Linked DNA regions of Mus musculus: region 2 is linked to region 1. A link is a loop called in an ENCODE intact Hi-C map of the cell type or tissue named here. Cell type or tissue: heart. All regions are shown on one strand. Each heading gives the region's core, and the rest is flanking DNA. Links, peaks and the distances in the headings are about the cores only. Region 1 has its middle 340 kb from the start of Gm25985. Region 2 has its middle 130 kb from the start of 4930435F18Rik.

Region 1 (2,921 bases), core at 129-2,628:
GCGTAGCCACACAGACTCAGCTGTTGATTTATAGATTCCAGTTCACTTTGTATTTATTATTGTATTACGTGTTTGCATGTTCATGCACATGTACATACATGTACATACATGTGCTCACACTTTACTGCACACATTCAAGTCACAGAACAAATCTGGGGAGTCAGCTCTCTCCTTCTACCACGTGAGTCCTGGAGATCAAAGTCATTTCTCAGGTTTTACAGCAGACGCCTTTACTGGCTCGTTCAACTTTCTGGCCCATGTATAGTTTGAATATATAAGAAAACTTATATTCCTATAAAACATGAATCCATTTACTTATTTTTAAATTGCTTAATGTGGAAGTGCAGTGATCTTCAATAGACTTATAGCATATGTAGACACATTATCCTCAGTTTATACCTTAAAACCACAGGGCTAGCTTTTGTTGCCTGAATTCTGAGACTGTTTCATTTTGATTTTAGTATCAGATTTTTCAATGACTCAAGTGTATGTCTCCCTTTCTTCTTCTTCCGAGAATAGCCAGTGCAGCCAGGGTTAAGGTTAGAAGCTTCTATACCATTTTCACACTACAAAGAGGAAACAATCACAAATATGACTACAATGAAACTAATATTATAACCATGCCATTTAAATTGATTTTATTATTCAACAGGTAATTATTGAATAATTACTGCCTGCAGCACCAGCGCTTTGTGTCAGGAACTGCTTCTGTAATTCATACTCTGTGTTTTTCAGAATTTGCCTAATCAGCTTCCTATAAGTAAAGCACAAACTACTACATTTTCTTTAATTGGAATGTCCTAGGAGATACCTTCTCCATTATATTCCCTAAAAGTCCATTCTCTCAAATCCCTGATACATGCAGAGAAATGGCAGTCTATCATCTTTTTTCTATGTGTGCGTATTATTTTCAGCACACAGTAAACAACAACTTATCACGGAAAGACTGTGGGAGGAACAAGGACTATGTTAGGAAGACTGTTATTTATTATTATTATTTATTATTTTTCTCTCTTTTTTTTTACACTCCATATTTTATTCCCCTCCCTGTCTACCCTTCGACTGTTCCACGTCCCATACTTTCTCCCCTCCCACCTGTCTTCATGACAATGTCCTCACCCCACCTCACCAGACCTCTAAACTCCCTGGGGCTTCCAGTCCCTTGAGGGTTAGGTGTATCTTCTCTGACTGAAACCAGACCCGGCAGTCCTCTGCTGTATATGTGTTGGGGACCTCATATCAGCTGGTGTATGCTGCCTGGTTGGTGATTCAGTGTTATATGTTACAAATATAAAAACCCTACAAGTAACTATAATCCTAGATGCCCTAAATCATGTAATTACAACATCCAGAACAGATTGAAATTAATACAAATGAGTTTTAAATATACATGTGTTTGTTGGGAAAAGCTTTAAGGGGTGGTGTGTGTGTGTGTGTGTGTGTGTGTGTGTGTGTAGCTTTCTACTTTAGCTCTATAGCTTAAGAAACAAAATAAACTAGAAAATTAGCAAAAGGGTATGCTAAACTGATTAATAACCATTTGACTAGACATATAAGAAGTAACTGAATGTTGCACATTATCTGGTCTCCAGGTTTACTTATAACAAGTTTTACCACCCTTGAACAGTAGGGGACGATATTTCATTAGTTTAAGGAAAATCACAGAGATATTTAAAAGGAGAAAAAAAATTACCATTAATAGGATCAAAAAGCTAGTCAAAAGCAAAGACAAATTTGATTTTGTTGTTTAAGATTGAATTAAACTCACTTTGTTTAAAAATGTTTCTTTTCACTTGTTTTTCAGGATTGGTTCTGTTGCTTGTGGGTATTTGGTATTTCTCACCAGCTGTGTTATATTCATGTCTTACTAGGGAAGAAACATTTATCATTTGTACTGTTTCTATCTCTGCAATAACAATTCACCATAGAGGCCAAGTATGCAGACAAAAAAAGATTGGCTTCTTTAAGTTATTTTATCCTTTAGCTTTGCCGCAAAGACAAAAACAGAAGTAATCCATCTACAGAGTTTCAATAGTACTCTCTATTGTATTCTGTGTAATGCTTCCGGGGGTAAGGGTTGGAAAAGCCTTGTCAAATGTACTTACTCCAACGATGTACTCAGTAGGAGATTCATTTCTGTCATGGAACAGTTCTAGAGTACATTATAGTGGAAGGAGAATCTCACAAAAAAGAATAGAAGCTAAACTGTATTTGTATAGATGAAGAAAAACTATGTAAGGAAACACATTTAGAGTAGATTTAGTTCATTTTTAAGGTTTGGTAAATATTTCTACACTACAATAAAATATTCTACACTAATATTTCCCTAAAAGCCCAAAACAGAAAATTTATGTATCATTGGTGAAAATGATGTAGATCTAATATTGAGTCTTTTAATGATAGGTATCAGTGAACTATTGCAGTTGATAAATAGTATGTGATACTTTTTTCATGACTCATATTTCTAGTTTATGGTTACCTGTGGCCCTTTCTATTCATTGCTTTGCTAAGTAATACCATAGTACTTACGACTATAAAATATTAATATGTGTTATTTTCACATTTTATTTATTTTAAGATCTTACATTTTTCATACACACAATGTCTATGGAAATCTAATAACACAATGTTTCTGATGATGTTATGCAATAGTTTGCTGTTAAATAAATCACAAAACCTCCATAAATACCACTTTTTGTGATTGCTTTCTGTAGTCATAGAAAATCAAATATAAATTTACCTAATTTATAAATTTATCAATGGCTTTGGTTTTACAAGTAGATAATATTTTCTTAGAAAATATGATTGAGGTGTAGAGATCTCTGAGGTCCAAGCCAGCCTGATCTAGAGAGTGAGTTTCAGGATAGCCAGGGGATACACAGAGAAATCCTGTCTTGAAGAACAACAGCAGCAGTAGCAAA
Region 2 (2,921 bases), core at 328-2,827, 1.3 Mb after region 1:
TGAATTACTGGTCTTCAGAGTAAACCAAATCCACTTCACTTTTAAAAAATGAATATTGTATTTATACAGCCTGGCGGTGTCGTTACATTAAGCCCCCTCCCTTTCTTACTCCGTTTCATAAACACAGTGTAGACCACAGCTATTATGAGTTAAAAAGAGTCACATCCGTGGCTTTCCCCCTTAGTGCTATGCTTACCTTTTTGAGAATGGAGAGGTCAGCTGGAGAGGGGGAGAGAGAGAGAGAGAGAGAGAGAGAGAGAGAGAGAAGGAATAACCTAAAAGTATAAAGACAGAAGGATGATAATGTGTGTGGAGGCTTGAGGCGCGTTTTGAATCAGAAAACTGTTTCTGTAGAAGTTTTCAAGAGGAGTGACAGGTACAGTCCCTAGGCCACATTCTCTGAGCCCTTCTGCTTAATACCTTAGCACTCATTAGGTTCTGCTTTGTGAGAAAGGAAGCACTGAGGGCGGTGTGGGGTGTGTGTGTGTGTGTGTGTGTGTGTGTGTGTGTGTGTGTGTTGCTGGGTGGACTACGGCATTAGGGATGCACACTGAAGCTTGGGAGGCTCCATTCTCAGGTCTGCAAAGATTTGGGAGTTTGAGTCATTTCGTTACGGACCAGAGAGATTTTTTAAAAAATAAGTACAGCCATAAAACGGCGAGCGGGTCCTTGGAATAAACTGAAAATCTAAGTCCTCAGAGCCAGTCAACACAACACAGCAGATAGTACAGCACCAGACAGAGACCTGAACGCTCTTAGCTCCGTGTCTGTGCTCTGTGTGAGCGCCGCCCTCCTCGACCTTTGCGCATAAAAACTTGTGAGTTGGGGTTTCTCATATTCTCTTCCTCCGCCTCCTGTTAGGCCATGTCTCCTTTTAGCAGCGACTCCCAGCTGAGGACCCAAGTTCAGAATCTTCTCTATGTATAGGACCGAAAGTCAGAGTGGTGTCCCAAGGGCCAAACTGGAGATCTAACCTTCCTGGAAGGTCTCCCTTGGAAGATCCTCCCTCCCTCCCTCAGCCCTCCAGTCTGATGTTTGGAGAAAATCTCGCTTCCCAACCTCCGAATCTCATTACTCGGTGGGTTCTGTCCTTGACTGAACAAGCCTGGCTGCCAAGGGCAGGTGCCAGTTCGCTGGAGGCTAACCCTGTCTAACAGCCCCGGCTGTGCACCCCCCTCCCCCGCCCCTCTGCAGCTGCCCTTACTTCCCTTTTTTTAAATCTTTTAAAAACTCCAGAACCCTCATCATTTTTTTTAAAGGTCCTCAACGTACCGTGTTATTAAAAAAGAGGCTCTGGATCTGCAGGGGCGTTAGCAACCCAGGGGGCTAGGGGATAAGGGGACCGGGGCAGGCCCCGGGAAGAGGCATCTGGAAAGGAAGGGGGGACATTTGCATAAAGCTTTGTCTTGAACGGGCCGAGGGTTATAACGCTAATTACTCAAGATTAATGTGAAGATCGGTCTCCATTGCTCACTAAGATTTATTTAAACACCGAACTGCTGGAGGTCCAGGCTGTAAACCATCCCACCCGGCCTCGGGGCGGGACTTTCTCCTTGTGTGAAGTTTTTTTTATTTTATTGTATTTTTCCAAGTCCACCTGAGACAGAATGAGAGCTGAGGCGGGGTGAGAGGGAAAAGCCATTCTAGAGGATATTGTTCTCTAAAGTAACACCTCCGGGCCTCGGATGTATAAACAGACCAAGTGCATTTCCCAGTCTTTTCCCTTTGCAGACTTTCAAATGAAGGAAAAAAAAAAAAAAAAGCAACAAAACAAAACCTTTTAGCGTTGTTGGTACAGAGCGTAAAGGAGCAAACTTGGTGCTGGCGCGCCTCCTAGTGTCTTCAAAGGGAAGAGAAACCGTAAAGGCACGCTGCTCCACTAAGAAGGCATAGAGCCCTGAGCTGGCTCCTTCATAGGATTGCTGACAGTCATGGGGGCATGACTGTTTTATGCTGAGCATGCACACGCACATACATCCGCGGCTGCGCCCAGGATCACAGTCAGAACTTCCGGTATTCCAATTCAGACTATAAGATCGAAAGTCATCTTCTCTCAAAATATGTACCTCAAGGTAGGGAGAGTGGAGAGCCCGTAGTTAAAATTTTTCTGACTTTTCCAAAGTACTATCAGACTAGAGCCCAATTTTTAAAAAGACGTCGATTTAACACTTAATTTTTTAATGTATCTTATTTGATAGATATTATTTCCCTGTAGAAACCCTCAGGATTGCTATTTCTCTTTAGGTTCCTTGGAGATGTTGCAAAGATGATATTAATGTATGGAAAACTGAATTTTGCGCTTTAGTATCAGGCTGTGACTTGAAACAACTGGAGACTTCAGAGAATAATTTCCTGCTTTGCTGCTTCTTTCCTTGGGGGTAAATTATGTTGTGAGGAACTTCAACATCAATAAAACAACGACCTTAACACAAAGCTACTACTGAGAGAAGGGCTAGAAGAAGCAGTGGACTGTAAGCCAGAAAGCCATTGACTCCTTTTGGACAAATAGTTTTCCCAAAGGAGCCTTCGTTTTCTGTAAAGGGCATAATCCCAGTTAGCTTGCTAACACATCTTCTGCACTCAGAGAAAGTACAAACTCCAAACACACAAAGAACAAACATGGCTTTACTGAGAAGCCTGAAGATATTTTTATGAGGTGTTGAATTCATTTCCCGAAGAGACAAGTCATGCAACCCAGATTTTTGAACTTTGCTTTGAAGTGTGGATGATGTTTAAGGTTTTTACAATATCCTTAACAACATTTTTAAAAATGTTAGTTTTCATTGTCACTTAAAAAAATTCTCATCTGGAATATTTAGGCAAAAGAGAACCCTCTATAAATAAAGTGCTTTCCTTTTATGGTAATTTACACAAGGATTTGAGTCATAAAGGAGCTGGGGGAAAGATAGGGCATACAAATA

Evidence for each region. Hi-C counts contacts between places; a loop is a spot of excess contacts. Peaks named below come from ENCODE experiments on the same cell type or tissue, not always from the same donor. Only the 100,000 strongest peaks of a DNase experiment are listed, where the experiment ranks them.
Region 2: a loop joins it to region 1, with 12 times the contacts of the local background. A loop is called at or near these places in 17 of 42 quality-filtered maps.

The regions. Positions count from the first base shown.
Region 1 is chr13:115,449,821-115,452,741 of GRCm38, forward strand. No RefSeq gene overlaps it. Among named protein-coding and RNA genes, the nearest start is that of Gm25985, 340 kb to the left of the region's middle. In heart, for the core only: a CTCF peak has its summit at 1,635; no DNase peak of the experiment used is centred there.
Region 2 is chr13:116,710,585-116,713,505 of GRCm38, forward strand. No RefSeq gene overlaps it. Among named protein-coding and RNA genes, the nearest start is that of 4930435F18Rik, 130 kb to the right of the region's middle. In heart, for the core only: a CTCF peak has its summit at 1,839; no DNase peak of the experiment used is centred there; H3K4me3 peaks cover 1,640 bases; H3K27ac peaks cover 1,022 bases; H3K27me3 peaks cover 716 bases.